Linked DNA regions of Homo sapiens: region 2 is linked to region 1. The links are chromatin contacts, found by Hi-C or POLR2A ChIA-PET in ENCODE. All regions are on one chromosome and are shown on one strand. The core of a region is the stretch at or near the end of the contact, and the rest is flanking DNA. Distances in the headings are between cores, read along the strand shown. Region 1 holds the start of NEPRO-AS1 (NEPRO antisense RNA 1). Region 2 overlaps C3orf52 (chromosome 3 open reading frame 52).

Region 1 (6,551 bases), core at 1,536-4,035:
TAAAAAGCCAAATTCTTCCCATGATCTGACTGACACCACTATTCCCAGCTCCACCCCTCAGCACAAATCACGTCCCAGCAGTACCAACTCAGGACTAGTGATTCTTCAAACCCATGCTGCTTAAAACCTCTCTGTAGGAATATCCTTTTTCCTTTAACTGCCTGGGGAGTTCCTATTCATCCTTCAAAAGACTCTATTCAAGCATCATCCAACCTCATATACAGCCAGTAAATATCTACTGAGGCCCTACTATATGCCAGGCTCTGAACTAAGCATTGAGATAGAAAGACCAGTTAGCTATGTCAATGGTAGTTCTCGCTTTCAGTAGGTTCATATGCCATTGGAGAAATAGACATGAAAGTAAACAAAGAAATACAATAAAGCGAGGTAAATTCTGTGAGAGAGGCTGTGGTAGGCTGAATAAAGATCCCTCCACCTCCCACCCAAAGATGTTCACATGCTAATTTCCATAATCTGTAAATATGTTACCTTGCACTGAGAAGGGATTTTGTAGCTATATAACCTTGAGATTTCAGCTGCTTGAGATTTCAGCACCCCAGCATTTTTGTGTGTGTGTGTGTGTGTGTGTGTGCATGAAATAATGAAAATTTTGAACAGGCCCTTGCTTGCTTGTACATGTTAACCACTCGCTTTTTGCCCAGTATTCCTTGTTCCCACAATGTAATTATAAACTGCTGATGTACTGTTTCTTTGTCAAGCAGAAGGAGATAACTTCAGGGTCATAAGAATAGTTTGCAGAAGGAATGAATTCCTGGAAGGACATTGCAACCAGCTGCCATGTACATACGGCTGCACAAGGTGTTACCTGAAATGGAAGAAACACAGACTTTTCCCTTGGATTCCTTGAAACTCCCTCTCCATTACTCTCTAGCTCCATAAAAACTCCCTGCTTCTTTTTTGTTACTGTGGATCTGAGAGATCTTGCTCTCTTGCCCTCTAACTTTGGTCAAATCGAATAAATATTTCTCTGTCTCCAAGCACCAGTATCTCAATATTTGGCATCAGCTGCCCATCGGGTACATGAGCCTGAATTTGGAGTTCTAAAACAGATGTGATTAAGTTAAAGATTCTGAGATGGAGTGACTATCCTGATTATCTTGATGGGCTCAATGTAATCACAAGGGTGTTTTTAAGAGGGAGGCAGGCAGGAGGGTGAGAGAGACAGAGGAAGAGGAGGAGACTGAAAAATGTCATGCTGACAATGAAGGTGGAGGATAGTGAAATGAGCCAAGGAATGAAGGCAGCCTCTAGAAGCTGGAAAAGGAAAGGAAATGAATTCTTCCCTAGAGATTCCGGAAGGAACCAGCCCTGCCAACTTCAGTCCATTGAAATTAATTTTGGACTTCTGACCTCCAGAAATGTAAAATAACTTCTACTTATTTCAAGCCATTAGGTTTGTCGTAATTGGTTACAGCAGCAATAGAAAACTAATACATAGGCCAACATAGGGCACTGTGGTAACACATTAAAGGGGCCTCTGTATCAAGTTATGGAGTGAGGACGGGGTGTTTAGGAAGAATTACCCCAAGTGACGACCCCAGAGCTGAGGAAAGGAGATTGTGTTTCCGAGGATGACCCAGGTAGAGTAGGTAGATGTGTAAAGGCGCACAGAAAGAGCATGGAAAGTGTTTCAATAAAGTAAGACTGCTTGCATGAAATAGTAGTAATAACATCAACAATATTAACTATGGTAAATGTTCATTGTTTGTATGCCAGGAGTGCCTTGGCATTTTACAAGTCTGTGAGATTGATACTATTATTATCATCTTCATTTTACCCACAGGGATACTAAGGTCTGGAGGAGGAGGTAAGTAAATTTCCTGAGATCACCGAGCTAGTAAACAGCAAAGCTAGAACTAGAACCTTGGCAGTCTGTTTCCAAAACTCACTGTTTTTCTAATACGTTACTGTGGGAGTGTTAAGAACTTAAGGGGGCATTAGCATGGCTGAGGATAAATGAATTATTAGAAAGATATTAATGAGGTAAGGATCACTAGAGCTTGGAATATGATCTTGTCTTGGAGACTGACAAAAGTGGGAATGACTGACAGGTGTCTTCCAAGTTTCTTTGATGTGATCTCGGTTTTGCTGTGGTTCAAGACATAAAGGAGCCTTCCTTTACCACTCAAAGCAAATCACTGCTTCTTCGCTACAAATTCCACACCTTGCACAAACCTCTTCATTTCATTTCTTCCTTTTTCCCCTAATGTCTGAGGCAGAGTTGGGGGTAAAAGCACCAACTCAATTCTGGGCCTCATTTTCCATATTTGTAAAATGCCTAGAAGTATTTAACAGTTCCAAACTTGGTTGTGCTTCCGAATCCCCTGCGCTAAGTTTAAACAAAACGCAGATTCCTCATCGCATTCTCAGAGATTCTGTTGGTTAGTATTGGGATGGGGCCTTTTTTCCCCCATGATTCTACGCGGCCACGTGTTGGTAACCAATATACAGATGACTGGGTCCTTCCCAGTCCCACGCGTTTACTCGATGAAGGCAGCCTCCCGCCGGGCTCCTGGCCCCGCCCGAGCCCCACCCCCTGCTCCCTTCCGGCCCGGACTGGGTCCCATCGCCCCACCTCCGGTCGCTGGACGTGCTCTCGCGTAGCTCCGCCTTTCGTAAGTCCCCCCGCCTCGCATGATGGCTGCGGTGCCGCCGGGCCTGGAGCCGTGGAACCGTGTGAGAATCCCTAAGGCGGGGAACCGCAGCGCAGTGACAGTGCAGAACCCCGGCGCGGCCCTTGGTGAGTGAGGCGCCGGGCGAGGATGGGGGAACGTTTCCGGGGGAGGCCGCCAGGCCCAGCCGGCGCATGTGGGCGGGGGTGGTACCGGGACTTCCCGGCCCGGGGGACGCTGGGAAGGGGCGCGGGGCACGTAGGGGTCGAGCGGTCCCAGCACTTTGCTGGTGTAGCTTGTAGGGCCTCTGGCTTCGCATTCCTTCATTGAACCAGCTGTGCTAACCCAGGGCTTGGCTGGAGAGATGAAAGACCAAGGCTCAGCCGTGCGCTGAGGGGGCGGAGAGAGGTGGACTCAGCTGGTGCCGGGGAACAGTGCTGCCTGGGAACCCTTGCTCACCCGGGTCTTCGGAGTCTTGTTTACCCTTCCGTCCATTTCCCCTTTCCTTCTTTTTCCTGTACCCGAGGAGCGGTGGACGTCACCTAAGCACTGGGACTCAAACTGCAATCTTTTCGGACCTCTATCTGCTTATCTGTGAAATGGAGTTAGTCCTCCTACTCCTCACAGGGGCGTTGGGAATATCTAATGATGTAATTTAGGAGACAGTGCGCTGTAAACGACGGTGTTTTGCCACCTAAATGGGTGGTATTTGTTAGGGTGAAGGGCATATAGTAGGTAGGAGCCTGGCGCAGGAGCCAGGTTGTTTGGGTTTGAATACTAGCTCTACCCTTTGCTGGAGCTTGAAGGAGTCATTGAACCTTTCTGTGCCTCACTGATCTCACTTTCAAATGGAGATAAAAGCACCTTCCTCATAGGGCTGTTTGGGGGGATGAAAGAGTTGATAATGTAGAGAAAGCATTTGGAACACTGCCTGGCATGGTAAATGAACACTCAAATGGAAGCTGTTATGAATATTAAATACGTAGCTCCGGGGCCCAAGGGAGAGAATACAGTCATGGGTTCTTTGTTTCCGGTTGGGCTGGTAAAGCCCTTTCCTCATCCCTCTTTTCACTAGAGACAAACTAAAAACCATGGCTTTAAGCTGCAAAAAGCCTAAAACAAAACAGAACAGAACAACAAAATAAGGCGGGTTGGACAAGCTTGACTTAGATCATCACATCCCCTTTCCCATATATCCATCCTACACACTTTACAGATTATCCCATCTATCCTTCCTACACACTTTACAGATTAATCTTCCCTCTTTCTCTATTCAAAAATTCTTTAACAACTCCTATTAGGCCTGGGAAATTCACCAACTCACTACCCATCCCCGAGGCAGCCCATTCTGTCTTCAGGTAGTTGTTGGGACAGTAAGAAAATTCTTGTTAGGTAGCAACCAGCCTTTACTTCCATTTAGAATGCTAGTGCTGCCTTTAGAGCCATAAATAACACATGAACTACATCTTAGGGACTTCTACAGATTTTCAGACTAGGAAGCATCTGCTGATGAGCACCCGGTGTTCATCAAATAATACGATTTCCAGTTACTGTGGTGGTTTTTCTTTTCTGAATATGTTTGTGTCTCTCATAAAGTGATATCCAAACACAGAAGCCTTGATTTTGAAGACTGTGAATTTATTCATTCTGTCTTGCTTTCGGGCATAGCGACATGGGGAGTTAGAGAGTTATTACACATGTTGTGACATGTGCCCTACCTTCAAGGTGGGGGTTAAGTGTACACATGAGGCGTAAGTGTACACCAAATGACTGACAGCAAAGTATTCATATGAAAGATTATTAAACCATGATAAAATGCAATGCAAAGATACAGCTTCTTGTTTTACAGATGTTCTCTTAATGATTTCCTGGACTTTATATCATCTGTTACCATTTTCCAACTTCTCTTATACTTAGAATCCTTACGTTCTTACAGTTGAGACTGATTACATTAGTTTTTGATTCCTTTAAAACAAATAAGGAAAGATGCTTTTTTTAGTGTGTTTTTAATATAATATACTTACTGTAGAAATACATACTAAATCTTATTAGATGTCTCTGCTTCAGACCTTTGCATTGCAGCTGTAATTAAAGAATGCCATCTCGTCATACTGTCGCTGAAGAGCCAAACCTTAGATGCAGAAACAGATGTGTTATGTGCAGTCCTTTACAGCAATCACAACAGAATGGGCCGCCACAAACCCCATTTGGCCCTCAAACAGGTGAGGAAGCCCGGTAGGTGAGACCCAACCTGTTCACTTGAAAATGTAGATCACACTGCCACTTACTATATTGCTATTTATGGAAATCTCGTGGAAATCTCAGTAAATTACTTGTGTTTTATAGGCCTATAGCCCACAGTTACATGTGCACTTTCTTTTTTTTTCCTAAAAGCATTTCAGCATTTCAAAAAGTAATTTTTGTTAGAAAAGAAGTATGTTTAGATTCTTTCCCAGTCTTGTTTCTAATAGGCAAGTAAACATTTTCTTCATTATATACAATCTATAACAACAGTGCCTTTGCCCAGCTCAAAGATAAAGTGATTTGAGCAAGACAAAATGTTGGACATTAAGAAACAGTTCCCTGGGCATAATCAGAATGCTAAAATTATTTTTAAAAAAACTTGTCTACTTATTATGGGGTACATAATCTAATTGGTGGTATGTTAGAGTAAATGGGTACATAGCAAGTTGTGGTGTAAACTGGTTTCATGTAATGTTTGGAGCTTAAGACAAAATTGGGCCCTCCAGCTCAGGGGCTATACCATAGAGTAGAGCCTCTCTTAAGCTGGCTTCCTGATATGCTCATTCATTCATTCACTTAATTCTGCAAGTATTTTCTGGAAGTTCAGAAGGCTATCCATTGTGTGACAGGGCTACCTTGCAAGTGTTTTTGAACTTTCTGTGTGCCAGGCATTCTGCTTAGTGCTGTGTATAGAGGAGTGAAAAAGGTAGACACAGTCTCTAACCTTATAGATGCATGCTTTCTGGTTAGTTTTCTACCCCTAGTACTTAAAGCAAACAGGGTGAAGATTTCATCAAAGAAAGATCTGGGACCATGGTCTTTCCCTAAATTTTCCATTCTAGGGTGGCTTTTATCTTTTTCGGAGTCTTTTTGATCCAAAAGCAAGCTTGCTAACCCTCAAAGTGAATATATTTCTCCTTCTAGCTTCTGGGTTGTGAATAATCACCCCGTCATCAAAATTTGGCATTCTCTAGTCTCTCTCTCTTACGTAGCTCTCCCATCCAGGCAGTCCATAAGACAAAACTTCCTCTGCATCTGGTCCCCTCTTCAGTTCTGGCTGCCATTTTCCTTTCTTAGACCTTGTCAACTTTTAGTTGTCTTACTATCATAACTGATGTTTCCTCCTTCAGCTTTTCCTAAGTTCTGGCATATTCTAAATATTAAAACCAGGTTAATCATCTGAAAACACAACTTTGATTTTTAGTCGTTCTCCATTGTGTCCTGAGTAAAGACCAAACTTCTTAGTTTGGCTTACGAGATCTGTGATCTGGCCTCTTCAGTCTTCTTAGTTCGGGCTTCTCTCTTGCGTTCAGATAGATTATATTCCAGCCAACCTGGACTCAACACACCTGCATGCTCACTATGTTTGTTCCTGCTTCTGAGTCTGCTTACCTGGTCCTGTATGTTTAGAATGCCCAGCCTCACCATGTCTGCCTGTTAAAGGCCTTCCTATCCTCTAAGTCCCATTTTAAGCCTTTCTGGCAGTGATAATCTGTGTTATAGTAATCTCATTTTAAGTTGTATTTTTCTGATTATTACTGAAGTTGCTTTTTTTTTTTTTTTTTTAAATTCTTGGCTATTTGGGCCTCCTCTTTGTACTTATAGCATTTAATATAGTCTGTGTCATGGTAAAGTTATTTGTGTATATATTTTATATTCCATGTGATCCCTGAA
Region 2 (6,826 bases), core at 1-2,500, 900 kb after region 1:
TACCTCATCCTAAGAAGACACGAACATGTGTAAAGGAAGGCAAATCTTCTTATTCAAATCCCACCAGTGCTTCAGGATTCGGCTTCAGTCCTACTTCCTACAAAAAAACGTCCTCTGATTATACTGACCACTCTTTTCTCTGACCACCCGCAACCCTACTGTTTCTGTTTGTTTGTTTGTTTGTTTGTTTGTTATGGAGTTTCACTCTTGTCACCCAGGCTGGAGTGCAATGGCGTGATCTCAGCTCACTGCAACCTCTGCCTCCTAGGTTCAAGCGATTCTCTTGCCTCAGCCTCCTGAGTAGCTGGGATTACAGGCGCCTGCCACCACGCCTGGCTAATTTTTAGTAGAGATGGGGTTTCACCATGTTTGTCAGGCTGGTCTCGAGCTCCTAACCTCAGGTGATCTGCCTGCCTCGGCCTCCCAAAGTGCTGGGATTACAGGCTTGAGCCACCGCGCCCAGACTGCCTTTGTTTTTGACCCCTGGGTATTTTTTTCTGCTGTTTCCTGTTTCATCTGTACTGATCCTGACTCCTTAATAAGACTAACAGCTTCTTTTCTTATTGTTGTCTTCTCCACTAGTATCCCCATAGCCTTCCATAAAACACATCATTTTTTCAAATCTGTAGAACTAAATTAAATTGAAAGGCAAAAAAGAATCAGACACATGGCTGGAATTTTTGTTGGCAGAGGAACAGGAGCAGGTTCTGCTGATATGGCTGTTGCCATTCTATCCATATCTAAGTGACATCCAGAGAAGAGCAGTTTTCTTCTCAAATCCTTCAATTATTAAAACCTCACTATGTACCAGGCATTATGCTCATCATGATGTTGTGTGATGACCAGTAGATTTATCTCCTATAGCAGAACAGTGCATTTGTAAGGGCCGTTTTTTTTCAAACACCACCAAATATGTTAGTCACAAAGGTTAGTTTTTTCCCATACCATTTGGGCAGAAAAGTCAAATCTATGGAAAGTCCTCTCTATGACTTGCAAATGGTCAAAACCCAAGACAAGGTACTTGCATCTTGGTGCTTTCTGAACAAGAAGGGAAGAACAAAACCAAATCCTGCCTCCAGACATGAACAGGCTGTTCCTTCAAGTCCAAGCCCTTTCAGATACCAAGTCCTGCCAGAGAGGGCCTCAGAGAAAGAGGAGGGGATGGCCTCTGCCTGCTCTTGCTGGAACAGAGGGGAGAACCCAGGCCGCCCCAGCCAAACTTGGCTTGATCTTATTCACCCAGAAGAGGAAGCTGCCCTAAGGGAAATGAAAAAAATTATGCTCAACACCATTTACTGCAAAAAACAAACAAACAAAAACCCAGCCCAAAGCTCAGCCAATGGGAATGCAACAACACAGATGCAAAAATAATGTATTGTAAATGTTTTTAAATCATTCTCCATTAAAATTTTTCATTATTTTCTACAAAATACAAATACACTAAGGTTCACATTTAACATGCAGAAAATAAAGAGGAAGAAGAGAAATCCACTAGTTTCACTAGTTTAAGGAACAATCACTAAAATGAGACAATGATCTATAGTACATGTATCTTCTAGTTAAATAGGAAAGCAAATTCACATTATCCAGAGTCCTGGGTCATAAAGAACTCAAGTCAAATCTAGTCTGAGGCAGACACTCTGGCTCGTGCCCGCACACAGCTGCCCTTCACACTGACTTTAACCCAGGGCTCATTTAACTGAGAGGCGAGATCTCTCACAATACAGCACAAAACTCTTTCTCCTGGTAAATTTCTTTTCCCAACAAAACAATCAGTTCCCTCACAACAGGCAATTCTGTATCTGTAGACAACCAATACAGTTGCTAATATTCCTCCTACCCCCCAAATAGCTGGCAAAAGCTTCCAAGAGTTTATTTTCAAAGAAGAGTGGTTCTTCTTGTATCACAACCATCTGTAACAGGATACACAATCATTGCCTGAAGACACTGAGTCCCACAGGAAGGTTTGTAGCACTAGGCAACAAAAAGCCAATGCGTAATATCCAGAGCAGATATTAAACAGCCTTAATGATTCTCTAATGGAAGTTTATAAAAATATAAATGGAGTGACTATCCAAAGTGATAGTAGTGTGCTCAAAACTCACAGAGACCCATATTTCCAAAAAGGTGTTCAGGAATCACAGGAACAACGAGGAGCTGCAAAATAATGAAGAAACACATAGCTCCCGTCTGTAACTAGCTATATACATAGATTTCAAAGTAACCTTGGTGGTGTTCCTAAGGCTGGCTGGCTAAGATACTCAGGTACAGGTCATGGAAGTAGACACAGAACCACACTGCTGAGGTCTTCTAAAGTGCCTTCCTTTTCTTCACAGCCTGGCTTAGAGGTAGATCAAATCGAATGGTGGGGGGGAGGAGGATGACTTCAGTGAATAATTGGCTTAGTCTTCGTAACCTGGCTGCCTGCCTCTCCGTGCTCTACCAGCTCATGCTTACGCGATCCCACCTAAAAGAAGACAGTGCACCTCTGCACTAAAGAAAAAGTAGCCCAGGTGGGTGGAGTGCTTCAAGAATAGCAGTGCCATGATCACGCCACCGCACTCCAGCTAAGCGACAGAACGAGACCCTGTCTCAAAAAACAAAACGAAACAAAACAAAAACAAACAGAATACCAGTGACCTCCAACAGTGGGACATACCCGCTGACCCTATCGCCCCCACCCTAGCTGGCTTCCTGCCTTTGTCAAGACTGGACCCAGCTGAAGCAGTGCTCGGGAGCTGTTTTACTGGGCTTAGAGCCAGACTGTAGAATCGGGAGAGAAAGGAGTCTCCACCCCTCTGGTGTTGCTGGTGCTTCTGTATTAATCCACAGAATCTTTTCTGCAAAACAGAGTGAATTCCCTTCATCTCCAGGACTTGGTAGAGCACTGCTTTCAGACAGAGACCAGCCTCCATCACTTCATTCTAAAAAGAAAACACAGATGAACAAAAGTTACTGATTTTTAAAACCACTATTAAATGCTTACGTTTTCATTTCATTTCATTGAATTTTAGTGTAAAATCTTAGATAAAATTGCAAGGTTTATACATTCCTAACAGAGGAAATTTAGTCTTCAGTCCAACACACACACACCGCTCTGAATACATTTCAAAAGGCAAATGACATTTATTGTTTCTTGCTTATTTGTTTGGGTAGGATGCATGAGAAATAATTTTGATGATGTGGTTTTTGGGTGCTAAGGACATTTTAACATCCAGTCCCTTTTCATAATCTAACCATAAACTCTAAAATTTCCGTTTTTAAAACGTGTAAAATATACTGTGAGAAATTCTGATGAGAGAAATGGTGTGAACCCTAGGGCACAGCAGGTGCAGATGCAAAGCCCCAAGCAGACACAACACAGGGGGAGCCCGCCGGGGTCTACAGACCAGGAGTCCAGCCTCGCCACCACTGACAGGACTGACAAGATTCACTATTCTCCCTACCTGGGGCTTTTTCCTCTTCTCTCTCACAAAAATCCTGGTTTTGCCCTTTTTCCCTACTCAGTCTACTAGCTGACTCCTTCCCATGTGAGAACAGTACCAAGTACCTCCTCTGTGTCCAAAATAACTCATGATGCTGACCTATTCTTCGACCTTTGTAAAACAGACTTCCCCCTCCTAGCCCAGGGCCCCACTCATCTAGGAGGTGAAGAAGACCAAAGATAGGGAAGGGTGAGGGATGATGGACTTAAAAAATTCCTTTATCATTATATTTTAAGTTTTTATTTTTATAAGGCATCCAAATATGCATGCAGTCAGGTCAAAATAATCGCCGTATTTCCAAATTAGAGAATGAGAAGCAAACACACACAAAACCCCTCAGGAATCTAAATTACAATCTAATTTTGGATTCTGCTTCTAAAGCGCACATATACAAACCCCAAATGGACCATAGGCTGGCCTCAGGGAAATACTCGGAATCCCTGAAATTGTCTGTACAATTTTGTGTTGTGGGGAGAAGTAGGTACATTTTTTTTTCCTGGGGAGAAGGTACACAGCTGTCTTCAAATTCTCTAAGGAGCACACAAACCAAACAATTTTAAGAATCTTTGCTCTTTGAAGACTAAGAACATTACCATTGTGGGAAACTAGTTGCCTGGGTAATCACAGGGCGGGGATGGTAATCCCCCAAGCCCACAGCTCATGAGCACGTAGAAACTGGCGTAAGAACTCATTCCATCCCTCTTGGTCCCTCCCAGGGCCCTGGGCCTCTCCCTGACACATTTTCCCTTTCTCTAGAGTTTGCCTCTGAGCTCATCCCCCATCTGCCTGCATGCCTGCGATGAGTCCCTCTTCTTCTTTCCTCACTTCCCAACTGCTTCTCTGTGCACCCTTCCCTTTGAGAGGGCAGTGACACTCACATTCTGAAAACATAAAATGGCTCAAATATTGCACATTCATGCTCTGGAAAGTGGGACATGGGGTCACAGAAAACCCCACATTTTCTCAGCATGTCCCGTCAGAAGAAATGTCTGAGAGAAAGAATGCAATTTCCAGAAGAGCAGAGACTTTGTTCCACTCACAGCTGCCTTCCCAGCACCTGCTGGAGCACCAAGCCCTGGGGAAACAGCTGAGTCTCTTTGGCCAAGCTCAGGGTCTTCTGGGAGCCCTCCTCAGGTCTCACAAGCAGCCTGCCCTTTATCCTGTACTATTTGAACCTCTCAGCCTTGGAAGCCTCTTAAACCTTTCCTCAGACCTCTGCCCATCTCCCTGGCCTCCATTTGGAAAGAGCCAGTAACAATTTTTGCAAGGGGCCTAAGAAAATCAAGACCAACCACACCACAGCAGCAGCCCCCACAGGCATCGCAGGCCTCTTCACATGGGAGGAGGCTGAAGGTTTCTGGGTTTTTTTTTCTTTTGAAATGGAGTTTCACTCTTGTCACCCAGGCTGGAGTGCAATGATGCGATCTCGGCTCACCGCAACCTCTGCCTCCCAGGTTCAAGTGATTCTCCTGCCTCAGTCTCCCGAGTAGCTGGGATTATAAGCACCTGCCACCATGCCCGGCTAATTTTTGTATTTTTAGTAGAGATGGGGTTTCACCATGTTGGCCAGGCTTGTCTCGAACTCCTGACCTCAGGTGATCCAACTGCCTCGGCCTCCCAAAGTGCTGGGATTACAAGCGTGAGCCACCGCGCCTGGCTTTTTTTTTTTTTTTTTTAATTCCTGTAACTGGGGCACAATCTCTTCACTCCACACACATATAGTGTCTGCCTGACCCACAGACACACTTTATTCAGGATGCTCTGTGAGGAAGATCTCCATTTATGAGACTTCCAGTGAGCTAAAATTTGGCCTTCTGAATGGCATTCTTAAGAACTGTTTTACATAACGTTCTGCCTTCTTAGGCCAACATTACTCTTGCCTCTCATCCTCAAGAAACAGTGTCATCATCATAATAAACACCTTGTCTTGTACTATGCACTAACACTTGTGCTTTTAACCCCCTGTTCCATGCTTCTGATTCTAGACCGTTAATGCACCTGCTGCCAACCACAACTACTTCTAATTTGCCTTTCATTCATTCAACTAGTATTTACTGAGAACCTACTCATGTGGAGAAAGTGATTCTGATGGACTGTGGATGAGAACATAAAATATTCAAGATTGTTGGCATTAGGGGCTAAATAAGAGCAAACAAGCCTCCGAGCGAGGTATCAGAAAGTGAGATCAGCAGCAAAGGCCAGAGCTTCACTACAAAGCAATGGAAGGATATTTTGAGGGCTTGAAGCCATTTGGCCTTCTGACCTTCCTTTCTGTCAGGTTTTGTTCTGAGTGTCAAAAGTTCTCAGATTCTGATAAATGGGGTGTTTGTTACATTTATTAAAGAACATATCTATTTCCTTGTTCTGTTCTTAATTTTAAAAGTTGACAAGTAAATTTGTCATAATTTTCTAAGGAAAGGAATAAACTTGTCTTTGTATACCCCTCTATTAATTTCTTAATGGTCTCAGTGGCCTTCAACAGAAAAAGAAATAGGTTCCCCATATTGAGATACTCTTTCAGCAATTTAGCTGTATCATTTATTTCCAATTCTTCAATTCTTACTTCTCTTGTGAAACCACAGTATCTCCATAAAGGTTGCTAATCATGTTGTAAAGTAGGATACAGGGCTTAGAATGTGGGTGAACTGCATGAGGAAACATGTAGCAATGTTCATCTTTATAGTTGAATTATCTTTTCCATAATTGCTCCCCAACTACACTGTCTAATTATGGAGGGCACGGACTGTGTAGCCTCCACAGAGAGGGGAACATCACCTCACAGCAACACCATCTGCTGAGGGGATGAGTGAATAAATGAATAGTCTGACACAGTACCAAGTCACCACAGTTGCCAAATCGAACCAAGCCAATTTGACCCCAATCTGGTTCACCTGTTTATTGTCACAACTCTGACTTCTTTACTTGCTCTACTTACCATAGAGCAAGAGGGATGTTGGATCAAGCCCCAGACTCTCACAACCAGGTATATTCTGATCACGGAAATCCTGTAGCAAAATGCCCAGCACCAACTCCTCACTCATCATATACTTCATAAAATTTTCATCATCTGATGGAACCCCAAATTGCAGGTCATACGTTACTGTGGCATTTTCACCACTGAAAGGCAATGGAAGACATTAAAACATAAACAGCATCATACTGCAACTCAAGAAATGAATTTAAGCAATAACTTTTTTTTTTTTTAGTTTTGCATGTTCTTCCAGTACAAAATAGCAAAGAATGTTCTGTCCTGGAAGAACATACTGTCCTATAAGAATCCTCTTCCATAGATTCATCACAAAAAGTTGAGGTGATCCTAACCTCCTCCTTCCACCTAGTAC

Evidence for each region. A loop is a pair of places that touch in the nucleus more often than their neighbours do. ChIA-PET counts read pairs that join two places held with the same protein, here RNA polymerase II (POLR2A). Pooled maps may share reads with other maps.
Region 2: a pooled map shows a loop between it and region 1 (2.8-fold over the local background). The contact joins the enhancer-like site here to the promoter of NEPRO-AS1 in region 1. A Hi-C loop is called at or near these places in 1 of 168 maps with a recorded cell type or tissue (CD4-positive, alpha-beta memory T cell), 2 of 37 single-sample maps with no recorded cell type and 9 of 50 pooled maps. POLR2A ChIA-PET finds 5 or more read pairs at or near these places in 1 of 52 experiments (Caco-2).

Annotation. Positions count from the first base shown.
Region 1 is chr3:113,015,752-113,022,302 of GRCh38, reverse strand. NEPRO-AS1 (NEPRO antisense RNA 1) reads right to left here and starts at 2,785. Exons shown (of 3, transcript NR_186663.1): 1 at 2,597-2,785. RMP64 (ribonuclease MRP subunit p64) reads left to right here and starts at 2,632. Exons shown (of 9, transcript NM_015412.4): 1 at 2,632-2,761; 2 at 4,701-4,855. The coding sequence starts at 2,656. RefSeq lists a silencer at 2,844-2,953 and an enhancer at 3,114-3,183.
Region 2 is chr3:112,112,740-112,119,565 of GRCh38, reverse strand. C3orf52 (chromosome 3 open reading frame 52) reads right to left here. Exons shown (of 6, transcript NM_024616.3): 5 at 6,421-6,602; 6 at 1,356-2,924. The coding sequence ends at 2,920. It overlaps MIR567 (microRNA 567), which reads right to left and starts at 6,765; the gene lies at 6,668-6,765. RefSeq lists enhancers at 3,375-3,434, 3,991-4,080, 4,311-4,360, 4,371-4,450, 4,471-4,730. Within about 2 kb of position 1,250, at least 5 of the 41 ENCODE cell types and tissues checked have a DNase peak (open chromatin) inside an H3K27ac peak, as active enhancers do.